Linked DNA regions of Homo sapiens: region 1 is linked to region 2. Evidence: read pairs that join two places in POLR2A ChIA-PET (ENCODE). Cell type or tissue: CD4-positive, alpha-beta T cell. All regions are shown on one strand. Each heading gives the region's core, and the rest is flanking DNA. Links, peaks and the distances in the headings are about the cores only.

Region 1 (9,153 bases), core at 735-8,734, 150 kb after region 2:
TTCTCTTTTTTTAATTACTTTTACTCTAGATATATTATTCCAACCCAACTTCCCCTTTTACTTGATCTAAAACTCCTATTCGGTTGACTCTGTAGTCTAAGTGTAGTTGGAATTTTGGGTAGTGACACCTGTAAAAATTAAATATTAATCTTGACGCTGGTTTTTAAAATCCTCTTTTACCTTGACTTCATGTACTGTATATCTACACTTTAAAAGTGTAGCTTTTAAAAGATAAGCAAGCACAATCTTTTGTGTGTGTGTGTGTGTGTGTGTGTGTGTGTGTGTCACCCAGGCTGGAGTGCAGTGGCATGATCACAGCTCACTGCAGCCTCAACTTCCTGGGCTCAAGTGATCCTCTCCCGAGTAGCTGGGACTACAGGTATGCATCACCCCCCCAGCTAATTTTTTTTTGTATTTTTTAGAGAGTCGGGGTTTCGCAATGTTGCCCAGGCTGGTCTCGAACTCCTGAGCTCAAGCAATGCGCGTGGCCAGCGTTTTCATTATTATGTGTTCCTTTCTAGGCCTTACTCATGTCCTTGTGTATTTTCATTGAGTTTCGAGCATATCATGTGTATATTTTGTACTGTCTTCTATTGTAGGCACTCTTGAGAAGAGTCATGTGCTGTTTCTTTAGCGGGTTTTTTTTTTTTTTTTTTTTTTTTTTTTTTGAGATGGAGTTTTGCTCTCGTTGCCCAGGCTGGAGTGCAATGGCGCGATCCCGGCTCATCGCAGCCTCTGCCTCCTGGGTTCTAGTGATTCTCCTGCCTCAGCCTCCCGAGTAGCTGGGATTACAGGCATGCGCCACCACACCCAGCTAATTTTTTGTATTTTTAGTAGAGACAAGGTTTCTCCATGTTGATGAGGCTGGTCTCAAACTCCCAACCTCAGGTGATCCGCCCGCCTCGGCCTCCCAAAATGCTGGGATTACAGGCATGAGCCACCACGCCCAGCTTCTTTAGCAGGTTTAATGTGCAGGCTTAGCATTAGTACTTGCTGAAGGTTGGAACTTCTTCATTAAAAATTCTAAGAATTTTTTTTTTTTCTTTTTTGAGACAGAGTCTCGCTCTGTTGTCTAGGCTGGAGTGCAGTAACATGAGCCACTGTGCCCGGCCAATCCTAAGAATTTCTTTTGCGGTGGTTGCAAGTCTGGGCAGAACTCTTGTCAGGGGCTGTAACTGGACTTATCTTTACTCCTTTGTCAGGCTGGATGACACCAAAATCCTCCCAGGCAACATGAAGGATAACTTCTGGGAGATGGGTGACACGGGCCCCTGTGGTCCTTGCAGTGAGATCCACTACGACCGGATTGGTGGTCGGGACGCCGCACATCTTGTCAACCAGGACGACCCTAATGTGCTGGAGATCTGGAACCTTGTGTTCATCCAGTATAACAGGTAGCCTTGGGTTCCTACTCCATTCCTTTCCTTGAGCTGAGCAGGGGAGGAGGAACTCGGAGCTGTGTAGCTCTCTTCTCAGCTAAAAGCTCATTTCTTTATTTCTCAGATTACCTGTCTGATCTCTGGAACAAGGATGGGCCTATTCTTTCATGAACTAAACCTTATCGCACATAATAGCTTCTTGCGAGCTATTCCTATAATGTCATGCTTGCTGTACTTCGGGCTGCTGTTTTTTTTTTTTGTTTTTTTGAGACAGAGTTTTCCTCTTGTTACCCAGGCTGGAGTGCAATGGTGTGATCTTGGCTTACTGCAACATCTGTGCCCTGGGTTCAAGCGATTCTCCTGCCTCAGCCTTCCGAGTAGCTGGGATTACAGGCATGTGCCACCACGCCCGGCTAATTTTGTATTTTTAGTGGAGACGGGGTTTCTCCATGTTGGTCAGGCTGGTCTCGAACTCCCAACCTCAGGTGATCCGCCCGCCTCAGCCTCCCAAAGTGCTGGGATTATAGGTGTGAGCCACCGTGCCAGAACTGGACTGCTGTTTTAAAGCCTATTTCCTTGAAGCTTGCCTCAGTTTTGTTTTTGTTTTTGTTTTTGTTTTTGGAGATGGAGTCTTGCTCTGTCACCCAGGCTGGAGTGCAGTGGCAAGATCTCAGCCCACTGCAACCTTTGCCTGCTGGGTTCAAGCGATTCTCCTGCCTCAGCCTGCTGAGTTCTCCTGCCTCAGCCTCCTGAGTAGCTAGGGTTACAGGTGCATGCCACCATGCCAGGCTAATTTTTAAAATATTTTTGGCAGGGATGGGGTTTCATCATGTTGGCCAGGCTGGTCTCGAACTCCTGACCTCAAGTGATTCCCCCGCCTCGGCCTCCCAAAATGCTGGTATTACAGGCGTGAGCCACCATGCCCAGTCTTTTTCTTTTCTTTTTTTTTTTTTTTTTTGAGATGGAGTTTTGCTCTTGTTGCCCAGGCTGTAGTGCAATGGTGAAATCTCAGCTCACCACAACCTCCGCCTCCTGGGTTCAAGCGATTCTCCTGCTTCAGCCTCCCGAGTAGCTGGGATTACAGGCATGTGCCACCATGCTCGGCTAATTTTGTATTTTTAGTAGAGATGGGGTTTCTTCATGTTGAGCAGGCTGGTCTCGAGCTCCTGACCTCAGATGGTCCACCACCTCGGCCTCCCAAAGTGCTGGGATTACAGGCATGAGCCACTGCGCCTGGCCTTTCCTCACTCTTAAATGAACCCCAGAGTTCATTTAAGAATGAACTCTTCCTTTCTCCTTCCTTTCTCCCTCCACTTCCCTCTTCCCACCAAACCGGGCAAATGGCAGATGGTCACAGCCTGCAAACTGTTCTGTAAATGAATTTTAACCAGCAGGGACTGGAGAGGTGGCAGCTTGAGTCTCTGCTTCAACCTCCTCTTCTTCTGGATCATACAGGGAAGCTGATGGCATTCTGAAACCTCTTCCCAAGAAAAGCATTGACACAGGGATGGGCCTGGAACGACTGGTATCTGTGCTGCAGAATAAGATGTCCAACTATGACACTGACCTTTTTGTCCCTTACTTTGAAGCCATTCAGAAGGTACTGGTGCTATTGCAAACATTGTAAACTTCTGTGGAGTTTTCCAGGCTGTACTCTTAACAGTGCTGTCAAAGAAAAAATGACCATATGCTTTGCCAGCCAAGGGTACCCATTTCCATCTGCCTACTTCATTGTTAATAATGTGAGGCTCCACAAATTGGTGTTCTAAATGTCTTAAGAACCTAATTAAATAGCTGACTACAAAAAAAAAATAATAATGTGAGGCTCTAGACCTGAGACAGTATAATTTTTGAGTGTAGGGGCTGGCTGGAGTCTCTCTACTTCCCCAATGTCACGTTCTTGGGGTTATAGGATCTGGCAAGACCGGCATCCTTTCTGCTAATGCTCCTCAATCCTCCAGGAACCTCCTTGGGCAAGGTAGCGCCAGAAAGTCTGCTTCCTAAAGGGCTGCCTCCTGATTCTTATCTATAGGGCACAGGTGCCCGACCATACACTGGGAAAGTTGGTGCTGAGGATGCCGATGGGATTGACATGGCCTACCGGGTGCTGGCTGACCACGCTCGGACCATCACTGTGGCACTGGCTGATGGTGGCCGGCCTGACAACACAGGGCGTGGGTAAGTATGCTGCACACTGGGTGGTGTTTGGAGCGGCACCACGTGTGCTATGTGTGACTCTTTATGAAACTTTTCTTTGTGTGTGAGATTGAGTGTTGCTCTGTTGCCCAGGCTGGAGTACAATGGCGTGATCTTGCCTCACTGCAACCTCTGCCTGCTGGGTTCAAGTGATTCTGCCTCAGCCTCCCACGTAGCTGGGATTATAGGTGCACACCACCACGCCTGGCTAATTTTTGTACTTTTAGTAGAGACGGTTGTTTTTTTTTTTTTTTTTTTTTTTTTTTTTTTTTTTTTTCTGAGACAGAATTTTGCTTTTGTTGCCCGGGCTAGAGTGCAATGGCCCGATCTTGGCTCACCGCAACCTCCACCTCCTGAGTTCAAGCAATTCTTTTCCCTCAGCCTCCCGAATAGATGGGATTACAGGCATGAGCCACCATGCCTAGTTTTGTATTTTTAGTAAAGATGGGGTTCCTTCCATGTTGGTCAGGCTGGTCTCAAACTCCCAACCTCAGGTGATCCGCCCGCCTCGGCCTCCCACAGTGCTGGGATTACAGGCGTGAGCCACCGTGCCCGGCCAGAGGTGGGGTTTTGCCATGTTGGCCAGGCTGGTCTCGAACTCCTGACCTCAGATGATCCACCTGCTACGACCTCCCAAAGTGATGGGATTACAGGTGTGAGCCACCATGCCCGGCCTCTTTATGAAACTTAAAGCCATCTTTCGTTATTGTTTCCTTGTCTTGGGCAGGTGGAAGAATCCCCCACCCCTTTTTTAAGGGATGAAGGGAGTTTCAGCTAGTGTCACAGAGTTGCCACTATATTAAATCTCTGCTGCTGAGTACAGATGATAAGGATTGTATTCAAAGTTGCCTGATAGGAGATTGGCAGGGGCAGGGTGAGGGTAGGTATTGACCAGCCCTGGGAATCTCTCTTACTGACAGGCAGGACCTGGGATCACAGGCATCAAGTACACATCTGGTCTGTCCATCTTTCCTCCCTCTATGGGTAACTGAATGTGAAAGGAAAACAAACCAGCGTTTACCCTAGGGAAGCCTTGACGGGTATTTGTGGGTATGTTACTGAGTCTTGTGCTAAAATTAATGACCTTGGGGAATGCGAAAGAAGCAGGCTTAGGATAAAAGAAAGTTCCTGAAAGAGGTGTTGCTTTGGGTAGGATTCCAAGGGACTCAAGACAAAACCCTCAGCTGGGAACGTTGGGGACTAGTTTTTGCCTCTTACAGATATGTGTTGAGACGGATTCTCCGCCGAGCTGTCCGATACGCCCATGAAAAGCTCAATGCCAGCAGGGGCTTCTTTGCTACGTTAGTGGATGTTGTCGTCCAGTCCCTGGTAGGTTTATTTCTCTGCTTACCCTTCTGTGCTAAAGCAGTCCGTTAAGAGGGATGGAGTGGGAGAGGGCATACTGTTAAGCAGCTTTTTGTTGCTGTTTTTTGAGACGGAGTCTCACTCTGTCACCCACGCTGGAGTGCAATAGAGTGATCTTGGCTCACTGCAACCTCTGTCTCCTGGGTTCAAGCGATTCTCCTGTCTCAGCCTTCCGAATAGCTGGGATTACAGGTGCACACCGCCAAGCCTGGCTAATCTTTTCTGTTTTAGTAGAGACAGGGTTTCACCGTGTTGCCCAGGCTGGTCTTGAACTCCTGAGCTCAGGCAATCCACCTGCCTCGGCTTCCCAAAGTGGTAGGATTACAGGCGTGAGCCACTGCACCCAGCTAAGGAGCTTTTTTAAGACGGGGCAGGGAACAGTCTCTGGCTTCATCCAGCCCCTCATCTTGCTTCCCCTTTGTCAGGGAGATGCATTTCCTGAGCTGAAGAAGGACCCAGACATGGTGAAGGACATCATTAATGAAGAAGAGGTGCAGTTTCTCAAGACTCTCAGCAGAGGGCGTCGCATCCTGGACAGGAAAATTCAGAGCCTGGGAGACAGCAAGACCATTCCCGGTAGGTACCAGTTTTTGCCCTTCTCCATCCTGGCCGTTTGATCTTTCTGGGAAAGACAAGCCCTTTCTGACAGACTGACTGTGGGCTCTCATGTCTCTGAGGCTGAACATAGCTTGATTGAATTGCTTTTGGTGCAAACTGGAATTTATAGTAAAATGGTAAAAGTAATGCATCATTGTGGCCAAAGTATTCAAACAATACAGAATACAAAAGTGTTCAGAAAATGAAAATCCTCTTTTCCACACTCATTTCTCAGAGGGAACAACTCTTAATGGTTTGGTGTAGAACTCTTCAGGATTCTTCTCTGTTTGCATGCAAATACATGTAGATATTTGTGTGTGTGTATTTTTCAAGCAAAAGTGGGAATATTTGGTATGTACTGTTTTGCAATTTGGGGAAAATTAATTCCAAAGATTTTCTCCCCAGTTTCCAAAGATTCTTTATTGAAGTATAATGAACAAGGGAAAAGCTTGATGAATTTTCACAAATTGAACACACATTCAGATCAAGAAATAGATTTGTCAGCTGGGTGTGGTGGCTCACACCTGTAATCCTAGCACTTTGGGATGCCGAGGCGGGCGGATCACGAGGTCATGAGTTCAAGACCAGCCTGCCCAACATGGCAAAACCCCGTCTCTACTAAAAATACAAAAAATTAGCTGGGTGTGGTGGCATGCGCCTGTAATCCCAGCTACTTGGGAGGCTGAGACAGGAGAATTGCTTGAACCGGGGAGGCGGAGGTTGCATTGAGCCAAAATCATGCCACTGCACTCCAGCCTGGGCAACAAGAGCGAAACACCATCTCAAAAAGAAAAAGAAAAAGAAATAGATGTGTAAGGCTGGGCACAGTGGCTCACACCTTTAATCCCATCACTTTGGGAGGCTGAGGCAGGCAGATCACCTGAGGTCAGGAATTTGAGACCAGCCTGGCCAACATGGTAAAACCCCATCTCTACTAAAAATGCAAAAATTAGCCATGCATGATGGCGGGCACCCATAATCCCAGCTACTCGGGAGACTGAAGCAGGAGAATCGCTTGAATCCTGGAGCTGGAGAGTGCAATGAGCCGAGATCACACCAGTACACTCCAGCCTGGGCAACAGAGTGAGACTCTCAAAAAAAAAGAAATAGAAAATTGTCCAGGTGAGGTTGTTTTTGTTTTTGAGATGGAGTCTCACTCTGTTGCCCAGGCTGGAGTGCAGTGGTGTGATCTCAGCTCACTGCAAGCTCCGCCTCCCAGGGTCATGCCATTCTCCTGCCTCAGCCTCTCTAGTAGCTGGGACTACAGGTGTCCGCCACCGCGCCTGGCAATTTTTTTATTTATTTTTTTTTATTTTTTATTTTTGAGACAGAGTCTTGCTCTGTCGCCCAGGCTGGAGTGCAGTGGCGCTATCTCGGCTCACTGCAAGCTCCACCTCCCGGGTTCACGCCATTCTCCTGCCTCAGCCTCCCGAGTAGCTGGGACTACAGGCGCCCGCCACCATGCCCGGCTAATTTTTTTGTATTTTTAGTAGAGACAGGGTTTCACCGTATTGGCCAAGATGGTCTCGATCTCCTGACCTCCTGATCCGCCCGCCTCGGCCTCCCAAAGTGCTGGGATTACAGGCGTGAGCCACAGCGCCTGGCCAAATTTTTTGTATTTTTCCTAGAGACGGGGTTTCACCATGTTAGTCAGGATGGTCTCAATCTCCTGACCTCATGATCCGCCCGCCTCGGCCTCTCAAAGTGCTGGGATTACAGGCGCGAGCCACGGTGCCCAGCCCAGGTGAGGTTTAAAAAACAAAACAAAACAAAACAGAATTGTATCAGGACATCCATTGTGCTTCCCCCAGGTTAACTGAAAAAGATGTGCTGGATTTTCTGATGGGCACACAGGGCCGATACTGATAGCCTTGTGTCTTTAATTCCTTCTGCCAGTCCCAGCATCCTTTTGGAGGGCTTGGCATGGAAAAGGGGCTGTCTGTTTTTTTTGACACACCTCCTTTGTGCTGTGTAGGAGACACTGCTTGGCTCCTCTATGACACCTATGGGTTTCCAGTGGATCTGACTGGACTGATTGCTGAAGAGAAGGGCCTGGTGGTAGACATGGATGGCTTTGAAGAGGAGAGGAAACTGGCCCAGGTAAAGAACTTGGAGAGTGAACAGGAAACCCAACACCTTCCAACCCAGCACCACTTGGCTGCAGACTGAGCATGAGTTTCCTTCCATTAAAGTCTTTGAAGTGCTTTTTCCCCTAGATCAGTGGTTCTCAAGTGGGGGCGAGTCTGCCTTCCAGGGAGTAATTGGCGATAATGTCTGAAGACATTTTTGATTTTCACAACTAGGGGCAGATCCTGCTGTCACGTACTTGGTAGAGGCCAGGGTGCCCCTCAGCATCCCACACTGCAAGAGAAGTTTCCACAACAGAGAATGATCTGGCCCCAAATGTCAGTAGTGCCAGGATTGAAAAACCCTGTTCTGGCAGTTTATGCTGGGCATAGTTTAGCAAGTTCCAGTCCTTTGGAGTCCCTTTTCTCCTACTTTACGGTAACTTATGCTTGTTTCTCTTGCTGACAGCTGAAATCACAGGGCAAGGGAGCTGGTGGGGAAGACCTCATTATGCTGGACATTTACGCTATCGAAGAGCTCCGGGCACGGGGTCTGGAGGTCACAGATGATTCCCCAAAGTACAATTACCATTTGGACTCCAGTGGTAGCTATGGTATGTTGCTGTGCTCCTTCCACATCTGAGCATTCTGCCCCGTATCTGGGGGGTATTTGAAAGATTGTTTCTCAAGATTAGCTCTCCAGCAGACTGCTGACAGCCTCTCCTGGAGTGCCGTACAGTCACGCTATGCACTTTTATACACATAGGCACCCTTGGCTGGAGGTTTTCTTAACTCTATTTTGAAATAATTATTGTCACAGGAAGTTGTAAAAAAAAAAAATTTGTAGGAAGGGTCTCACACCCTTTTATCCAGTTTCCCCTAATTGTAACATCATGCAGGAAACTGGGCAATTGACATTGATACAATCCACAGTGACTATCAGAATGCTATTAGGGGCCTGGCGCTGTGCCTCACACCTGTAATCCCAACACTTTGGGAGGCCGGGGCAGGTGGATCACCTAAGGTCAGGAGTTTGAGACCAGCCTGACCAACATGATGAAACCCCATCTCTACTAAAAATACGGAAATTAGCCGGGCGTGGTGGCGTGCCCCTGTAATCCCAGCTACTCGGGAGGCTGAGGCAGGAGAATCGCCTGAACCTGGGAGGCAGAGGTTGCAGTGAGCCAAGATCATGCCATTGCACTCCAGCCTGGACAACAAGAGTGAAATTCCGTCTCGGGGAAAAAGAAAAAGAATGCTATTAGGATTCTATTATCCTAATGCTGTTAGAATGCTATTATCCTAATAGCATTCTTTTTTTTTTCTGAGATGGAATCTCCCTCTGTTGCCCAGGCTGGAGTGCAATAGTGTGATCTCGGCTCACTGCAACCTCCACCTCCTGGGTTCAAGCGATTCTCCGGCCTCAGCCTCCCAAGTAGCTGGGATTACAGCCACGCACCACCACACCCGGCTGATTTTTGTGTTTTTAGTAGAGACAGGGTTTCACCATGTTTGCCAGGCAGGTCTCAAACTCCTGACCTCATGATCTG
Region 2 (9,153 bases), core at 813-8,812:
GGGGCTTAAGTGGTTAGGACTGCTGGAGGTGAAGAATGACATTTCCTTGGATGGAGTGATGGTTGTAGACAGAGCGAGAAATAGATCTGAGAGACATTTCAGTGGTAAAAATTAGTTGAGATTTGTAATAGATTGGCTGTGAGAGGTTGAGGAAGGAGGGCTCACATATGACTCTTACATTTCAGGCTTAGATGGATGGGGGTTCCTTTCCCAGAAATTGGGAATACAGAAAGAATACTGGGTTTGGCCAGGCGCAGTGGCTCACGCCTGTAATCCCAGCACTTTGGGAGGCTGAGGCGGGCGGATCACGAGGTCAGGAGATCGAGACCATCCTGGCTAACACGGTGAAACCCCATCTCTACTAAAAATACAAAAATTAGCCAGGCATGGTGGCGGGGGCCTGTAGTCCCAGCTACTTGGGAGGCTGAGGCAGGAGAATGGCTTGAACCCAGGAGGTGGAGGTTGCAGTGAGCCGAGATCGCACCACTGCACTCCAGCCTGGGCGACAGAGTGAGATTCAGTCTCAAAAAAAAAAAAAAAAAAGAAGACTGGGTTTGAGGGGCTTGAGGGGCTTGGATTATGCATGGGTTTGGTTTGGGGCAAGTTGAGTTTGAGATACTTTTTGGATACCTCTACTAAGGTATACTGTCTAAAGGATAGCATCCAGAAATTAGTGGGATAGATGGGTCTGGTGTTCAGGGGCGTGACTGTCACCATTTGAAAAGCCAGAGATGCTCAGGTATGGTGGCTTGTGTCTGTAATCTCAGCACTTTGGGATGCTGAGGTAAGAGGATTGCCTAAGCCCAGGAGTTCGAGACCAGCCTGGGAAACATAGGGAGACCATGTCGGTAAAAAGTATTTTAAAAAGTAGCTGGGAATGGTGGTACATACCTGTGGTCCCGGCTACTCGGGAGGCTGAGGTGGGAGGATTGCTGGAGCCTGGGAGGTCAAGACTGCAGTGAACCATTTTTGCGCCACTGCACTCCAGCCTGAGCGACAGAGCGAGACCCTTTGTCAAAAAAGAAAGAGAGAAAATCCAGAGATAATTCTTAAAGGTTGAAATACACTTTTGGGCCAGGCGCGGTGGCTCACGCCTATAATTCCAACACTTTGGGAGGCCGAGGTGGGTGGATCACCTGAGGTTGGGAGTTCAAGACCAGCCTGACCAACATGGAGAAACCCCGTCTCTACTAAAAATACAAAATTAGCCGGGATGGTGGTGCATGCCTGTAATCCCAGCTACTCAGGAGGCTGAGGCAGGAGAATCGCTTGAACCCGGGAGGCAGAGGTTGTGGTGAGCCGAGATTGCGCCATTGCACTCCAGTCTAGGCAACAAGAGTGAAACTCTGTCTCAAAAAAAAAAAAAGAAAAACACTTCTGAGGGCCGGGTGTGGTGGCTCACACCTGTAATCCCAGCACTTTGGGAGGCCGAGGCAGGCGGATTGCCTGAGGTCAGGAGTTCAAGACCAGCCTGGCCAATCTGGTGAAACCCCGTGTCTACGAAAAATATAAAGAATTAGCTGGGTGTGGTGGCATTCACCTCACCTGTGGTCCCAGCTACTCGGGAGGCTGAGGCAGGAGAATCGCTTGAACCTGGGAGGCGGAGGTTGCAGTGAGCCGAGATCGCGCCACTGCACTCCAGCCTGGGCGACAGAGTGAGATTCAGTCTCAAAAACAAAAAAAAAAAAAAAAAAAAAAAAGGCTTTGGCCCCCATAATGCATTGCAAGATGAGCAATGGAACGTAGGATCCTAACTTCCTGTTACGTTCTATATTGACGGTCATGTTCTTTTTTCCTGAGGACTTCAGCTGGTTCAAGGTATGGCTAGACAGCAAAAGGCATGGCACCCTCCCCTGCTGAGGCTTCCCTGTGGTTGGGGGACTCTGATGGTGGGCAGTGTTTACTCCAGGCCACCCCAGAAGGCCATGCAGTCAGGGCCTCCCTCACCATCCGCACGTCTGGGCAGTTCCCTGGCTGGAGAAGGACTTCAGTCCTGGCCAGAATTGAGCCACTGCCAGGAATCCCTGAACGTCAGTACCCGGACCACTTCTGCCCTTGTGGGCCTCTGAGCTGGGTCGATTTATCAAGGGTAGGGATTTTAGAGGCAGGTTCAGGGCAGCCCTTCTGCATCAGATGTCAAGTAAGTAGTTTTTTTTTTTGAGACAGAGTTTCGCTCTTGTTACCCACCCAGGCTGGAGTGAATGGAGCGGTCTCGGTTCACTGCAGCTTCCACCTCTCGGGTTCAAGCGATTCTCCTGTGTCAGCTTCCCGAGTAGCTGGATTACCATTTTACATTCTAACGTTCAATTTTTAACAAGGTAAATTAACAAATGGCAGTAGAACTATGGCAAAGCATGGTCTCCATGGGTCAAAATGGTACCTGGCACTACCTCAATATATCACTGTTTTTTTTTTGTCCTGAGACGGAGTCTCACTCTGTCACCCAGGCTGGAGTGCAGTGGCACGATCTCAGCTCACTGCAACCTCTGCCTCCTGGGTTCAAGCAATTCTCCTGCCTCAGCCTCCTGAGTAGCTGGAACTACAGGCGCACATCACCACGCCCAGCTAATTTTTGTATCTTTATCAGAGACAGGCTTTCACCATGGTGACCAGGCTGATCTTGAACTCCTGACCTCAGGTGATCTGTCCACCTCGGCCTCCTAAAGTGCTGGAATTACAGACGTGAGCTGCTGCGCCTGGCCTATCACTTTTTTTTTATGTTGCCCAGGCTGTACTTGAACTCTTGGGTTCAAGCAATCCTTCCACCTCAGCTTCCTAAGCAGTGGGGACTACAGGCGTGCATCACCATGCCCAGCTCAATACAAGACATCTTTATCATTAACAACAGGTCTTTGGGGAACCATCTCTCCCCAGCTGCCATCTCTGTGCCCTGTAACCCAGGCTTGGCCAATAAGGGCACCAAATGCACCCAGCCACAGTGCCTGGTCCAGGTTTGGACACAGACTCCATATCAGAGTGAACCCAGGACTCCAGCAGGCATCTTGAAAAGAGATGCTGAGACGAAGGAGGCCTGTGCCACGAGCAGGCACCTTCCATCATGTGGGAACCAAGAGTGGCATCATTTTCCCTGCATGTGGCCAGTCATACCCACAGGCATCTGAGTTAAAGGTTTCCCTTACATCAAAGGGCACTTCAAATTGGATTTTTAGCCACTGTAATTAAAGAAGTTCAAATGATACAGTCTTACACCATGTGCAACCATTTTCCATTTCATTGGCAAGAACTTTATTATTTATTTATTTATTTATTTAATTTTTTTGAGACAGAGTTTTGCTCTTATTGTCCAGGCTGGAGTGCCATGGCACAATCTCGGCTCACCGCGACCTCCACCTCCCGGGTTCAAGCAATTCTCCTGTCTCAGCCTCCCGAGTAGCTGGGATTACAGGCATGCACCACCACGCCTGGCTAATTTTGTATTTTTAGTAGAGACGGGGTTTCTCCATGTTGGTCAGGCTGGTCTCGAACTCCCAACCTCAGGTGATCCGCCTGCCTCGGCCTCCCAAAGTGCTGGGATTATAGGCATTAGCCATTGTGCCCAGCCAAGAACCTTATAAAGCTACTTACTTGGCAGGGCGCAGTGGCTCACACCTGTAATCCCAGCACTTTGGGAGGCCGAGGCAGGTGGATCACCTGAGGTCGGGAGTTCGAGACCAGTCTGACCAACATGGAGAAACCCCGTCTCTACTAAAAGTACAAAAAAAAAAAAATTAGCTGGGCGTCATGGCGCATGCCTGTGATCCCAGCTACTCAGGAGGCTGAGGCAGGAGAATGGCTTTTTTTGTTTTGTTTTGTTTTGTTTTTTTGAGACGAAGTCTCACTCTGTCACCCAGGCTGGAGTGCAGTGGCACGATCTTGGCTCACTGCCAGCTCTGCCTCCCGAGTTCATGCCATTTTCCCGCCTCAGCCTCCTGAGTAGCTGGGACTACAGGCGCTTGCCACCACGCCCGGCTAATTTTTTGTACTTTTAGTAGAGACGGGGTTTCACTGTGGTCTCTGTCTCCTGACCTCGTGATCTGCCCGCCTCAGCCTCCTAAAGTGCTGGGATTACAAGCGTGAGCCACTGCACCCGGCCAGGAGAATCGCTTTAACCCAGGAGGTGGAGGTTGTGGTGAGCCGAGATCACACCATTGCACTCCAGCCTGGGCAAAAAGAGCGAAACTCCATCTCAAAAAAAAAAAAAAAAAAATCATTGAGTCATTCCATTTACAGATCAGGAAGTGGAAGTTGAGAAATTTGCCCAAGATCCCCAAGCCAGGAGGTAGAAGAACTGAGGCAAGAACCCAGGTTGTCTGAATTGCAGGCAGGGGGCTTTTTCCAGTATGGAGTACTGACTTTTTTGTTTGTTTGTTTTGAGATGGAGTCTTTCTCTGTCACCCAGGTTGGAGTGCAGTAACTTGGTCTTGGCTCATTGCAGCCTCCGCCTCCCAGGTTCAAGCGATTCCCCTGCCTCAGCCTCCCCAGTAGCAGGGATGACAGGCATGTGCCACCACGCCCAGCTAATTTTTTGTATTTTTAGTAGAGACGGGATTTCACCATGTTGGCCAGGCTGGATTCAAACTCCTGACCTCAGGTGATCTTCCGGACGCAGCCTCCCAAAGTGCTGGGATTACAGGCGTGAGCCACCGCGCCCAGCCTAAAGTGTTGATTTTTATGGCAAATGGTCCCTTCCTCTTAATGGCCCGGGGGGAGATCTGTGTGATAGCTGGTGTTAGGAAAGGTCTGAGATGGAGACATTCAGTGACGTCAGCTTCCTGAATGCCCACCCTCCTGTGCTGTTTCTTGCTGGCACTGGGATGAGGACATGGCTCTGGTGTGGCTGTGTTTTCTCAATTCTGTTGAGGGATTTGGGGTGAGTCGTGCTCCCCCTCTGTCTCCTCCTTTGGAAGAGAATGCCCAGGACAGTGGTGCCAGTTTCAGGTACAGAAAAACAAAAATAGCGCTCTTTTGGACTCAGTTCTCTGTCACTTCCAGTTTGTGAGGGGACAGGTATTTGACTCAGCTTGGCAAAGCCAGGAATGGAGTGTTGTAGTAAGAGCTTAGCAGCGTGCTTTGGGCTTTGAGCCTCTGACTTAAGAGGAGACCTCAGTTCAGTCTTACACAGGCTTCTTACCTCAGGTGAGTCACTTTGCTGGGGTCTCTGGGCCAGAGGTCAAGGCTGCCCCTATGAGGGCTTTGGACTCTGAGGGTGTGGCGTTATGTGTGTATTAGCAAAATGCTGGTGTGCCTGGGAGCTTTGGGGCAATGCTCACCAGCTCCTGAGTTCTCGGGAGTGAAGTTTGGGACTGGATGCCTCTTGCATTCTGAGCCTCTCACTCCTGTGTCTTTCCTCTTGCCCTTCAGATGTTTGCTGACAGCCATTTCTCTCCCGAACTGTCTGCCAGCCCAGACTGACCTGTCTGCTTCTCCTGCTCAGCGCCCAGAGCACCCTGTCTGTTTATGCCTGGGGCCGGTTTTAACTGGTCCCCCAGTCCCATGTCACACACACCTGTTCCCTTTGGCTTAGCTGCAGTGTCACCTCTCGTCCCTGTTTCCTTCCTCTCTATGAGGCTGAAAGTCAATGTTACTTGGAGATACAGCACTCCACAGCCTACAGTCATTGCTCATTTAATCTTTGCAGGGAGTGCGTGAGGTCAGTAGGTAGGCATTATCGTGCTCATTTTACAAATGGAGGACCTGCAGCCCAGAGAGGTGTGATTTGCCCAAAGACACACAGCTGCTCTGCTATTGAGCACAGCCAGTCCTGGAATCAAGGTCCTCCAGCATTGGTCCATCATTCCCTGTGAAATGTTAGTGCAGGCTGGGCTTGGTGGCTCAGGCCCGTAATTCCAGCACTTTCGGGGGCTGAGACGGGAGGATTGGGGTCAGGAGTTCAAGACCAGCCTGGGCAGCATAGCAAGATCCTAGCTTTACAAAAACAAACAATAACAACAAACAAAATGGTAATTCATAGGCATGAGTTAACCACATATGGGGTGGGGATGCCCTAGCCTCACAATGGCCCTATGAGGGCTTTGGACTCTGAAAGCGAAGTCAGGTGCGGTGTTGTGTGTACCTGTGGTCCCAGCTGCTCAGGATGCTGAGGCTGAGGCAGGAGGCCAAGACTGCAGTGAGCCATGATCCTAGCACTGCACTCCAGCCTGGGCTGGAGTAAGACCTTGTCTCAAGGAGGGGTGGGGCTTGAAAGCGGGCCCTGGGCCCCACCTCCTCACATCCCCAGTCCCTGATAGCACCATCATGTGGGCGATGCCTGTGTAACCCCAAGCTGTATCATAAAGCTGGACAACAAAGACAGCTCCCTGGGGTCCACTGTAATGGACCAAGGTCTGTGCGTCCTTCCTTTCCACATCCCCCTAAAGTTGACAACAGTAGTACATGGCACGATGGATGTTGTCTTGGCAGGGAGCTTATAACTCAGCTTAGGCCAGATCCAGGAGGGCAGGTCAGTCCTTGAGGATGGGCAGCAGGGACCGAGGAGGGCCCTTGGCGTCCCCCAACCTTCGTTTTTCTCACCCCGGGGATAAGGCTCAGAGGCGGTGCCAGGGAAAGGCCCACTTTGGGCCTACTCACAGCAGCGATATTGCCACTTTCCAGAGGTGGTGAACTGATTCCCTAGCAACCAGGGGCCCTGCCTGAGTAGGTCACAGCATGTCATCGGCTCCTCAGGAAAGAGGAAGACTGCTCAGCTGGAGCTCGGGACCATGAAGGCAGGTGTGTGCTGGGCTCTCAGGCACTGTCCTCCCCAGCCCACCTCCCAGGGCTGAACCTTAGTGACAGGGAAAAGCAGGGTGCAGGACAGCGATGCTTCCCAAAGCCACCTGCAGGGTTGGTGCTGGAAGTTACCAGATGGCACCAGGCTGGCCGTGGGCTCACAATGACCTCTCTTCCTAGCTGGAACTTCCAGGGTCCCTGTTGGAAAGGAAGTGTCCAGAGGACACAGCAGCTGAGCAAGGGGCCCACCTCTGGTTCCCTCCATCTTTTACTCTGCATTTCTATACCTTCACTCTGGAGGGCTGGGTGGGAGGACATGGCTTCCTTTTAGTCTTCTGGTAGAAGCATGGATGCAAACACCTTCCTTGAGTTTCCATGAGCATAGCTGCCACAGGCTGACCTTTCCAAAAGACATTACTAAATATAAAAGGAGAACAAAAGAAAGCTAAAGATAGGGCGTGCAAAGAATAAAAACAGCCTGGCTCACAAAGAACAAGTTACTGGTTTGTTTCCAAAGCTTTCGGACCCTGCCCTGTTATTCCCCTTCCAGGAGATAACCACCTCCAAGGCCAGCAGACGTCTGCAGGCCCTTTCGCCAGGCTCTCTGGCCTCCTAGTGCTGGCTTGTCCACTGTCTAGGTTGTCTTGTAGGACCCATGCCACCAGGAATCCTCTCCAGACTACTTGACCACCCTGCAGTCAGATCTCTGTTCTGCCCTCTTCTCTACCCAGGGCTCTTGGCTGTGGTGGCGGAGGGAGGGATGCCTGTTTCCCTAGGTCTCCCAGGTGATTGGCACCTATGTGACTGGACCTTTTAGGAGTGCAGCCTTGTTCCATGTAGGCCTTGTAATATGACCTACCTCTTGCCATGCTGCTCAGGCCAGTTTAGCCCACGAACTGCCATACAAAAGGCTTTCTCCAACATTTGATCTTGGCAGAAACTATAGAAGTCTCCCCACCTGGTTCCATCCTCCCACTGGGCCACAAGAATAGAAACTGATAAGAAGTTGGCCTAGTTGATGGAAGTTTGAACCCGGGGACAGAGGTTGCAGTGAACCGAGATCATGCCATTTCACTCTAGCTTGGGTGAAAGAGCAAAACTTCATCTCAAAAAAAAAAAAAAAAAAAAGGGAAGGGGGGGGTCAAATGGTCAGTTGTGGTGTCCCTACCCCACTGATAACATAGGAGCCCTTTGGAGGGATTTGCCTGGTACAAAGTAGGCCTCCATACCTGCAGCCTGGACTGTTGCTGTCATCATATTGCCTGGCCCCAGTGGTTCTGGCGGACACCCCACCTTGGTAGCTTGGCTGGGCAGGAGGACTGAAAGATTACAGGCAGAGGTCATACCAGCCCGGTGGAGGAGGCGAGGTCCATGACTGGGGCTGATGATGAGAAAGAACCATGTTTTCACCTGTACCTTTGAGTGTGATGCCAGCACTAGCGAGGCGAGCGAGCTGCTCTGACCTCTGGCCGCCAGGCTGGGACAGGGAAGCCTCTGAGACCCGAGGCTGCTGCACCCAGGGCCTCATGTCCCAGAAGCTCTCACAGCATTCTCAGGGGCTTAGCTTGTCTTGTGTGTTGGAGCTTTGGGCTGAGCCTGTTTCAGTATGCCAGCCAGGTCACTGTGCCGCTGCCCTCTGGTTTGCAGAGGGCCTTTGTGCCTATGCAGTGACTCCACAGACTGTCTTGCAGCTTTCCTTTCCACTGAAGCAGTCACTTCCCCTGCTGCCGGGGCCCCTGTCTTATGGATTTGCAGTGCTCGTGGTTGGATTGTGACCTCTTTCCTGGTATTCTCTCCCCTATTCTCACATCCCTAACAGGATCTGGGGATAGATGGTGGATTTTTAAGTCCAGTCCTTCAACTCTGGGCCGCAAAGACTGTGGCCTGAAGTTCTGGAGCATATCTCCTCTTTCCTTTGGTATGCATGGGTGGGACTTGCAGGCACCCTAGCTTAGCCCCTTGCCATCAGCCCCTGCTGGGGTCTAGCAGGCCTGAGCCTTTTCCAGGGTGGCCAGCCTGCTGGAGCTTACAGTGGGGGAGGGTAGGACCCAGACCAGAGTCCCTCGCCATGGTCCAGCCTTGATGTTGACATCCAAGAGTTGGGAGAGGGGGAGGGAATGCCCTGCCCTCCCTGCCACTTTGTGCGACTCGCCCGGGTTGGGCCCTTTAGGAGAGCATTTGTGTCCCTGCCCTGGAGTCTCCTCTTCCTGCTGTGTGCCCTTGCTCGGGGTTGTTCCAGGAAGCCTCTGGTGTGGGGGGCTCTGTTGCCACCAGCTGATTTCCTGCCCCAGGTGCGTGGGTGGGGGAGGAGAGGGTTGAAGATTACCTGGAGAAATCGCCCGCTTTGCTTCCGTTTCACCCCTCTTCTAGGGAGGACAGCAGAGTGCACAGAGGTTCTCTTCTAATCCTCTCACCCCCAACCTG

The links. ChIA-PET counts read pairs that join two places held together with the same protein. Peaks named below come from ENCODE experiments on the same cell type or tissue, not always from the same donor. Only the 100,000 strongest peaks of a DNase experiment are listed, where the experiment ranks them.
Region 1: POLR2A ChIA-PET joins it to region 2 with 7 read pairs; 7 of 35 experiments call an interaction of 5 or more read pairs at or near these places.

Annotation. Positions count from the first base shown.
Region 1 is chr16:70,264,022-70,273,174 of GRCh38, reverse strand. It overlaps AARS1 (alanyl-tRNA synthetase 1), which reads left to right. Exons shown (of 21, transcript NM_001605.3): 5 at 1,203-1,394; 6 at 2,835-2,979; 7 at 3,412-3,557; 8 at 4,796-4,904; 9 at 5,366-5,516; 10 at 7,513-7,637; 11 at 8,073-8,217. Among named protein-coding and RNA genes, the nearest start is that of EXOSC6, 17 kb to the right of the region's middle. In CD4-positive, alpha-beta T cell, for the core only: a CTCF peak has its summit at 5,517; a DNase peak (open chromatin) is centred at 5,464.
Region 2 is chr16:70,418,729-70,427,881 of GRCh38, reverse strand. All of the region lies in intron 1 of ST3GAL2 (ST3 beta-galactoside alpha-2,3-sialyltransferase 2), which reads left to right. LOC124903707 (a long non-coding RNA gene) reads right to left here. Exons shown (of 3, transcript XR_007065103.1): 2 at 7,017-8,048; 3 at 972-1,009. Among named protein-coding and RNA genes, the nearest start is that of ST3GAL2, 16 kb to the left of the region's middle. RefSeq lists enhancers at 1-14, 2,307-3,132, 6,260-6,309, 8,262-8,381. In CD4-positive, alpha-beta T cell, for the core only: no CTCF peak of the experiment used is centred there; a DNase peak (open chromatin) is centred at 4,261; H3K27ac peaks cover 87 bases.